2 separate regions of the Homo sapiens genome follow, and region 2 is linked to region 1. The links are chromatin loops, found by intact Hi-C in ENCODE. Cell type or tissue: PC-9. All regions are shown on one strand. Region 1 overlaps LRPPRC (leucine rich pentatricopeptide repeat containing). Region 2 overlaps LRPPRC (leucine rich pentatricopeptide repeat containing).

Region 1 (5,000 bases):
AGAGCATCTGAAACAATTCCCAGCAGTTGTTTCTTGCATATTGTGTTGGTTGTGTGTGAGATACCAAATCAGTTAAATTGAGTGTTAAATGTGTGGGATTGTGCACCAAATGATTATAATATTGATTTTTAAAACTTAATCTAATACTTTTTTAATAGTTCATAATACCAACAGCAATAAAATACAGTGTTTGTTTGAAGTTTGGAGTTTTCAAATTAATGTTAAGAGAATGACACCTGAAAGATGTGGACATGACTTTGGGGAGGATTGGGATTGGGGTGGGGGCCACTGGTTTGATAGAGGCTGTTTATGAGTTTTGAAGGGGATGAATTGGGATGTGGAGGTCTTATGAATGATCTCCCAAGGGGCACTATGACGAATCTCTTAAATTTAGCTAAGTAGCTTTCCACTTTAAGATTTACATTTGAATTTGAGTGAATACAGTGATACTGCAGTTTTGCCAGTACAACAAAACCCACTTAGGAGATCTTCAAGAAAGGTTGAAAAAGCTCTGGAAATGTAACCTTATTGCTTCCTATCTCTGTAATAATGGTATTATTCCTCACTGCATGTTCTGGTTTTGTTTTGGGTTTTTTTTTGTTTTGTTTTTTTTTTTTGTTTTTGTTTTTTTTGAGATAGGGTCTCATTCTGTTGCCCAGGCTAGAGTACAGTGGTGGGATCGCGGCTCACTGCAACCTCCGCCTCCTGGGTTCAAGCGATTCTCCCACCTCAGCCTCCTGAGTAGCTGGGATTACAGGCGCCCGCCACCACGCCCAGCTAATTTTTGTATTTTCAGTAGAGACAGGGTTTCACCATGTTGGCCAGGCTGGTCTCGAACTCCTGGCCTCAAATAATTCTCCCACCTCGGCCTCCCAAAGTGCTGGGATTACAGGCGTGAGCCACCACGCCCGGCCTGCATGTTTATAACATAAGTTCACATCCTTGAGAGGAAGTTGTTGTTTAATTGTGCAGCTTTAATGTTGCTTATAATACCTAAATGTACTGGTCTTTAGCTGTCTTCCTAATTGATTAGTACTGAATATGTAAGTGAATAGAAAACACTTCTTGTGCCCAGACTTTTGTGGCTAGGCGCAATGGCTCACACCTGTAATCCCAGCACTTTGGGAGGCTGTGGCAGGAGGATTGCTTGAGTCCAGGAGTTCAAGACCAGCCTGGGCAGTGTAGCGAGACCTTGTCTCTACAAAAAATTTTTAAATAGCCAGGCATGGTAATGTGCACCTGTAGTTCTAGCTACTCAGGAGGCAGAGGTGGGAGAATTGCTTAAGCCCAGGAGGTTGAGGCTGCCATGAGCCATGATGGTGCCACTGCACTCAGCCTGGGCAAGAACAAAACCCTTCTCCCGGCCCCCCCAAAAAAGACTTTATGTCCTATTAGTATTTTATGTAATAAAATGATAAACAATTTTAAAACAATGAAAAGTTAAACTTGCTCGCCATATAAATAAGCTCATTGTCATAAATAGCTTTTGTTTCTGTAGACATGGAGATAAGAACAAAACACTTTTCTAATTTCAGGGGGTTCATTTTTCAGCTGAACCTGACCCAGATTTCTTCAGCTGGATTGGTACCCTTTATTTTTATGTTAGGTGCCCTGTGTAAGCTACAGGAAAGGACATGGTATAATTTCTCATCTACTCTTCTGAGCTGTTCAGCTCAATTGGAGGTTGCCTGAGAGCAGGAGCCTCGAGCGCACTGTTCCTGCACTACCTCCCCCACCCCCACCCCACCCCCCTCCCTGAGCACATCACCACAAACCTGTTGTTAGAGTAAAATGATCATCAGTGAGGACAGGAGTAGTGTTTGCACTATTCCCATCTTCTTATTTTGCTCCATGGCTGATGAGAGCTCTTGATTTTTAAAAATTCCCTTCCGTTGTTCTGCCTTTCTTTTAGGTTTCCTTTTCTCAACCCCATCTAAAGCAGAAAGAAAAAATAAAGCCGATTAAATTTTACTGTTGGTGAATATTAATAGCTGATACGTGGCACTTGTACAGTGTAATTAGTATCACTAGTGAGTAATTGAGTAAATGTTGGAATTAGGTGACAGTGGGAAAGGACCTGGGGGGAGGGATGTGGATGGGTAACATTTTTGGTGTCCCTGAAGTCATTAACTGTACAGAAGGCAAGCCTTATATGAGAATAGGATTTAGGTCACAAGGTCCTGTGCTATCTTTAGACAGATGTGAAATGGTCTGTTCTCCCCACCCTTCTGCTCTCTTGTGCACACGCGCACTCATAGACGGAAGCTCTGGGATCATTGGAATCTTCGAGTCTTGTCTAAAAATATGATTTTACCTTGGGCAAACTAATCTCTGTGCCCAGGGGTCTCATCTGTAAAATTGGTACTTGTCTCGGAAGGGTAGTTGTGACAGTAGCTGTTTAAACTGCTGTGCCTGGCATGTAGTAAATGCTCAATAAGTTTGAGTTACTGTCATCACCATCATTAATCTTATTTTTGTTATTATTGTTTTGATGTACTGTGGGAAGAGCCTCCCTAGCTGACAATATTCTTGGTTAATAAGACTATTATTATAATTATCTGTGTATGACCACCCATTAGCAAAATTTTATCAAGCTTATTATAAATATTTTTAAATAGTATAAAAACATTTTTTGTTTCCTATATGTGCATGTGTATTTTTAAATTTTTATTGACTATGCTTTTTAACCTGTTTTTCTTTTTTCTCATTTGAGAATGAGTGGTTTAAGATTGTAGATTTCAAATAATCATAAATTCTTTATTCATTAATGAACACTAAATTCATCATGTCTTTCCACTGTATTTTGAGTACACTTCAATTAATACACTTTCCCCATTTTTCTGTAAAACTAAGCTGTTCTTAGTTGGAAAGCTGTTTGGAGAGTCTTAGTTTTGTCTAAGTTACATTGCTTTAGTTGCTATAAAGCTATTAAGTTTTCTTCGATAATGGTAGGGGTGATTGTTAGGCTACTCCTCAGTCTACCACTTTATTTCATATCATGATTTTGCTACAGTTTTATGAGTCAGTTAGCTAGAAGGCTATTCCATAGTTATTTATAATCAAGTACTTGAAAGTGTGATACTTCAAAAAAACATACAAACAAAACTCCATTGATTATACTGATGCTCCTCAACTTACCGATGGGGCTAAGTCGGGATAAAGTTGAAAATGCATTAACTACCCCATAAACCCATCGTAAGTCAGGGACTGTCTGTATTTGTGGAAATCAGTAGGCATTATTTTTTAATTTAGTGCAGGAAAATAATCACAAGGCATCTAATCATAAAATAAATTTGTTGGTGTTAAAGTTCAATGTTTCAGTTTGGAACATTGATCCTAGAGGATCAATGTTTTTAGTGTTTTTGAGAAAGAATTGTTGGGATATTAAGTTTTGATGATCATTTAATCTTCGAGTTAAAATCTGGACAAGTATGAACATGGATAGAAGTCACACATTTTTGGAAACTCTAGAAAATCTTTCTTATTTGTATTCATTTGAACTTACCAACTTTAGTCACTGAATGTTATCCCTAAATGGAACTCATATTGTCGGTAACATTTGTATTTTCTCTGTGACTTAAAGAAGAAATTCCTCGGGCCTCTAATATCTTATATAGTCAAGTAAATAATTTTTGGGGGTATCTCATGAAGTATTAATAATTTTCTGTAATCTAAAATTAATTATTCATAGCTTTTTGTTTATGGCCATTTGGTGCTCATATTTAAAAGCTGGTTTTCAAAATGCATTAAAGTCAGCACAGGTCATATAAGAAAAGCCATCTCCTGCTCTTGTATTTTAGAGGCTGTGACAACACTGAAAACAGTATTGGATCAGCAGCAGACCCCTTCTAGGTTAGCAGTGACCCGTGTCATCCAGGCATTGGCCATGAAGGGTGATGTTGAAAACATAGAAGTAGTTCAGAAGATGTTAAATGGACTCGAAGACTCCATTGGACTTTCAAAAATGGTTTTCATCAATAACATTGCTTTGGCTCAAATAAAGAAGTGAGTATTTGCAAGCCTTCTTTTCCTTCATTGGTCACTAGAATGGGCATTGCCTCAGATACCACCTTTTAAAAACTTTTTTAGACATGTGGAAACCTTATCAACTGCAGAGGAAATGTTGATGCTAGTTGCTGATTAGGGAATAATTATATGTTGAAAAATATGTTTTTTCTTTACCTTAAATCTTAGAATAAACAGCATTTACCAAATTCATAAATCTTGCTCCACAGTTGATAACCTTTCTCATTCCTGTGTATATATGCCAGGCCTCTTGTTGTCGAAACACTTTGTTCAGAAGTGAAAAATGATCTCATTTGTTTGTCAGTAATATTTGATAGGGACACTAGTAGAATATTGTGAAGCAGAAGGCCCCGCAAGCTTATTAAAAATGTGCATTTCCGTATTCATATTCCTTACCCACCCCGTGAACACTCTCCCACCCCCACAAAAAGGGAGGTATTTAGAGCTGATTTTCTTACCACTGTCTCTAGATTCCTTTTGAGAATTACCCCTGTAGAAATAAATAAGGACTTGATTTTTAATAAGCTCCCTAGCAAAGTACTTTATGGAATTTGATACTTTCAGTATGCTTTTAGAAAAAATGTTCTTTAGTAATCTTGCATACATTTAATGGGACATGATATTAAAATATAATGTTTGTTTTTGTAGGGGTTTTTTTTTGTTTGTTTGAGAAACAGTTGTGTTTTGTTTTGACCTTTTCAAACTATTTCGCCAGATAGAACTTCCCTTTAATAAGAAAATGTGATTGTTTTACATTAGAAGATTGAAGAAATTACTCATCTAAGAACTGGGTGAATTTTAAAGTTTTACCACATAAACACAGTTTTATATGATTCGGAGAACATATTCACTATTAAGTAATTCCTTAAAACTTGTAAGAGAAATATATTGTAACAGTATTCATTTTTAGTTAGAGAATTATGTTTAATATAATAATTTCAACACAATATTGACTGATTGGATTTAGTATGCCA
Region 2 (5,000 bases), 70 kb before region 1:
GACATCATAATTCCAAATGGTACTTAGCATTTTTTATTTTAATAAGCATATGTTTTAGTTTGAATAACTATATTAAATTTGGCAAAAGCATAATAATCTGTTTTTTGAATTAACTTGTAGTGATATGGAGAATGCAGAAAACATTCTCACAGTGATGAGAGATGCCGGAATTGAGCCTGGTCCAGACACATACCTCGCATTATTGAATGCATATGCTGAGAAGGGCGACATTGACCATGTTAAGCAGGTATGACTTATGTCTAAATAAACATACTTTAAAATCATTTGTAAAAATTTGTGTTATGTTTTACATGAGGCAGGAAAGTGAAGTTTATACCTGTTTTCAAAGATGTTTCCTTGCAGAAAGTAGTATTTATGGAGAATTATTATAGTTTAGTATCTCGGTGCTGGTATGTAACAGTTACTGTTGAAGTAGAGTATTTCCTGTTTTTTAAAAGAAGTCGTAAACCTTTAGGTGGTATTTTTCCCTAGTTTTTTGAATCTGGATATTTTATTTAGCTTTAATACTTAAATAAAAACACTCTAACTTTGTCTTCTAATTTCTGGAACTCTCTATAGACTCTGGAGAAGGTGGAGAAGTCCGAGCTTCACCTTATGGACCGTGATTTACTGCAAATTATTTTTAGCTTCAGTAAAGCTGGGTATCCTCAGTATGTCTCAGAAATTTTGGAAAAAGTTACATGTGAAAGAAGATATATTCCAGGTAGTTTTAAAAAAATCTATTTACATGATTTTTATAAAAATCTGAATTGCTATTCTTACATGATGGAAAGGACATTTTCTAACAATGGGCATTGTGGGAGTTGAACATAGAACTCTTAAAGTCAGTTAAATAAGCCCAAAAACATGAGTTAATGAACACATGGGGATGATTTGATTTGCAGGTGTTTTATTGTTATTTAGGCAGTTATATGCTTTTGATGTTTGCAATTCTTATTTTGTCTTCAGTATTGGAACATTGGTTGCAGTGTAAAAATATTGTTCAGTTTATTAACAAAAGATGTCTTTGTTTTCTTCCCAGATGCAATGAACCTCATTTTACTTTTAGTCACTGAAAAATTGGAAGATGTAGCGTTGCAAATTTTACTAGCATGCCCCGTATCAAAGGAAGATGGCCCAAGTGTCTTTGGCAGTTTCTTTTTACAACACTGTGTGACTATGAATACGGTATTCTGTCCACTTTTACTTTGTAGACAATGTAATTGGCAGTGAAATAAGATTCTTTAAAGTATAGGAACATTTATAAGATTAGACCAGTTGTAAACATCATAACAATGTTCTTGTGTTGCAAGATTTTTGGGTAGAAAGAGGATGCGGGGTTTAAAATGCTCATCTCAGAAGTGGTAGAATATTTGCAGCAGGTCAAACGGTGGGGTGTTTGCCAATCCAGCTAATGTGGTGACTTTTTTCCCACAGCCTGTGGAGAAGCTAACAGACTACTGTAAGAAGTTAAAGGAAGTCCAGATGCACTCCTTTCCTCTGCAGTTCACCCTCCATTGTGCTTTACTCGCCAATAAAACTGGTACTACATTCTTAAAGTTAAAGCCAAGTAAGGAAGTTTTGCTGAGGTAGCTTTGTGATCTTTTATGATATCTCTTTCAGATTTGGCAAAAGCCTTAATGAAGGCTGTGAAGGAGGAAGGTTTTCCTATCAGACCTCACTATTTCTGGCCATTGCTAGTTGGACGTCGGAAGGAAAAAAATGTTCAAGGTTAGATTTTGCCTTTTACCGATTTGTAATGGTTCCCAGAGCCAGTATGACAGTTTGCACGCACATCTAATTGGATTCTTTGGAAAAGCATACTTATTCCTGAGTATTATGAGATAATGGAATTGTTTTAAGTCATCATGAAGTATTATGTGTAAGCATTTTAAAAAACAAAACATGATGGATTTCTTTCATCTGAATTTCATTAATTTCATTTCTTATTTCATCTCTGATCTTGATATTCAAACTTAATGAACGTAGTTTTTTTAAGTTCTTAAAAAAACTCTTTAGTTCTTGATTTTATATATAGTGTTTGAAATCAGATTGTCTACCTTTAATAAAGATAAAGTTGTATATACAATTAGGTTCATGAAAACAAAAAGTATGGTCATTTTCTTTGTGGGCCAATCTATTTCTTTTTAACTGAGCTTAGTTAGAATAATAGGAAAGGCAGGAAAACTTTTATTGTGAAATGAGTACTCATGACCTGACAGCCTGCTGATTGAAGGACAAAAATGTTCAATCTTTCAGGTTCTTAAGTACGTTTAAGCATTTATCATACTTTTCCCTTGTACACATGGGATGTCTATAGGATATGAATAAGAATTGAACAAATATTAAATTTTAGAGTACAGTATCTAATTCTTCGGTTTGCATTATTGGTAATTCAGAAAGAGTAGTCTCATAAAAAGATGCTTTTAACAGAAGTACTTTCCCCTTGGGGAAACAAAAAATGGTCTTTTTCATTTTATCTCGAAGTATAATGTGCTTTGGAATGAGATGCAGAATTGTTAGTGTGACATTGGGTGACAAACAGAATGCACAAACAACAAAAAAAGTGCTTTTAGCAGACTTTCATATTGCAATTTTATTTTAAATGTACAGCCGTCTTCTGGTTTAAAGGAAATAGTGAAACAAGTATTCCCTAATTGTTTCTGGCTATAAAAGTCTCTAAATCCTTTTTAGAAAAATCTTTGTGAAAACAATATGCTAGTTTGATTAACTCTTTGTATATCCTCCAGTCTGAAAGCTCCAAAAGGTAACCTATAACCCAGTGTTTTGGAACCACAGAAAGTTTACATCATTCCATCAAACTCTTCAGGCATGTTAGTATTGTCCACCTTTACACAAGTATGAAAATTTTTTTGGTACCAGTTGAAATGTTTGTTCATCAGGTTAATCTGCTTTCCACAACCATGTCACAGTTGAATTGATTACTACATTTTTACTACTTAGTAAACATAAAAGAGTTAGGTAATTTCTTTCTATGGTTGTAGCAGTTGAAATAGTAGAAAATGGGCTTTATCTCAAATCCATCTTGTCTTAGAATCTCAGAATTTAGATTTTAAAAGTGCTGTACTGAAAGCTCACATTACGTGAATGAAGGAACTGAGGGCCACACAGACATTCAGTGACTGACCTTAGCTTCCACGTCTAGGTGTGATTAGGCTGGGATTAGAATAGAGGGTTTCTGTCCTCCTTTTAAAATATCCTTTTTTATACTATAACCCTTCCATATTCAGCTTTTGTAAGTACTATACTGTGTTTATTTTCTAAAAATTCTTAGCTGCTGTTTAAAAATTAGTTGCCAGTTTTTACACGAATAACATTGCTAAAAGAGAGTGAATTTTTTAATCGATGAAGGTTTTGTCTGAAAAAATATAAAAGTTTATGCTTTTATATTGTGTGTTCTGAGAGTGCAAAAGATTGTCAGTTTTACAATTTTTAAAAACAATATATTCTTCTTTGCAGTAGGTCCTGAAAGATAGTAAAGTATATATTCTACAGTCTTCTTTTATATAACAGAGAAATGGCTGTATGTATTCTTTATAGTTTCTTTAGTGTAAGGTAAGAAAGTAACATTCTTATTAGTGCAATGAACTTGTTCTTTGTCCAGTGAAAGTCACGTATAAAATGGTAGAAATCACAGAAGAAAGTGACTGCAGTGATGGAGGATGTGCTGTGTTTCATGAGGAATAAATACATCTCTTCAGAAAATCAAAGATATTTGGGGATCAGACAAAGTGGAACCAAGAGTTTTCAACAATAGGATAATCAAGTGTCTTTTTTTTTTCTTTTAAAAAACATATATATATATTTTTTTCTTTTTTTTTTTTTTTTTTTACTGTGACACAGCCTCAGGAGGTCCTGAGGGCATGTGCCCTGTATAATAATCAAGTTTCTGTTGAATTTTTCTGGCTGCAAATTTAGCCATCACCAACCTCCAAGAAAGATATTTATAATTACTTCCTCATGGCTCATCTTACTAGTATTTATCTCTGTGGCACAAGTGAAAAGTTATCACTTAGAATAATGCATCTCTAGCCAGTTGGCCTGACTTTCAGGAAATAACCTGTAATGAATATGGATCTATATCCCTGGGCATATTTAGAAAACATAGAAATGAGAATGTGAAAGGGATAAAATACATAAAGAAGGGCTGATCAGAAAGCCCAAATGCCAGTTGAGTGAAGTGGTTGAATAGAAGGAACTTGCTTTTTTTTTTTTTTTGACACAGTTTCGCTCTTGTTGTCTAGGCTGGAGTGCAATGGCACTATCTCGGCTCCCTGCAACCTCTGCCTCCCAGGTTCAAGCAATTCTCTTGCCTCAGCTTCCTGAGTAGCTGGGATTACAGGCATGCGTCACTGCACCCAGCTAATTTTTGGTATTTTTAGTAGAGACGGGGTTTCACCATGTTGGCCAGGCTGGTCTCAAACTCCTGACCTCACGTGATCACCCGCCACAGCCTCCCAAAATGCTGGGATTATAGGCGTGAGCCACCACTCTTGGCGGAACTTACTTTTCAAAGAGGAAGCAGTTGCCTCCTAATAAAGTGAGTGCCGTGGCTAGAGTGTAAAATCCTGTGGAATGAAACAGTCATAGTTGGTGAAAGTTGTTCAGGCAAATCATATATCATTCCTGATAGTTGGTGAGCTGTTATAATTCTCATTAAACTTTTTAAATGGAGACTTTCCTCTAGATTGATCAACTTTCTCATGGCTATATTGAAATATTTTTATTAGATTATTTAGTCTTAGTTTAGACTTTCTGTGTTCACAGAGGTTTGGAATCTATTTATATCTAAGTTAATGTAAGATTATTTTAATCTTTTTCTTGTGAAAAGAAATGTGAATTGTATTTTTTATTAGAATTTGTTCAGATAGATCAGTCTTTCCTTCTTATTGGTAAGTGCTTCTATCCCCCCATCTGACTATAGTTACTGAACAGAATATCTTTCTTTGTCTGCTCTCTCAGGCTGCCTGAGCGAGTGA

What was found. Peaks named below come from ENCODE experiments on the same cell type or tissue, not always from the same donor. Only the 100,000 strongest peaks of a DNase experiment are listed, where the experiment ranks them.
Region 2: it touches region 1 in a loop (2.7-fold over the local background); 6 of 110 quality-filtered maps call a loop at or near these places.

The regions. Positions count from the first base shown.
Region 1 is chr2:43,900,325-43,905,324 of GRCh38, reverse strand. LRPPRC (leucine rich pentatricopeptide repeat containing) reads left to right here. Exons shown (of 38, transcript NM_133259.4): 32 at 3,801-4,005. It also overlaps the pseudogene RN7SL455P. Among named protein-coding and RNA genes, the nearest start is that of ABCG8, 64 kb to the right of the region's middle. In PC-9, no CTCF peak of the experiment used is centred here; no DNase peak of the experiment used is centred here.
Region 2 is chr2:43,970,338-43,975,337 of GRCh38, reverse strand. It overlaps LRPPRC (leucine rich pentatricopeptide repeat containing), which reads left to right. Exons shown (of 38, transcript NM_133259.4): 7 at 121-247; 8 at 580-724; 9 at 1,043-1,188; 10 at 1,438-1,543; 11 at 1,624-1,731. Among named protein-coding and RNA genes, the nearest start is that of LRPPRC, 23 kb to the left of the region's middle. In PC-9, no CTCF peak of the experiment used is centred here; no DNase peak of the experiment used is centred here; H3K27ac peaks cover 333 bases.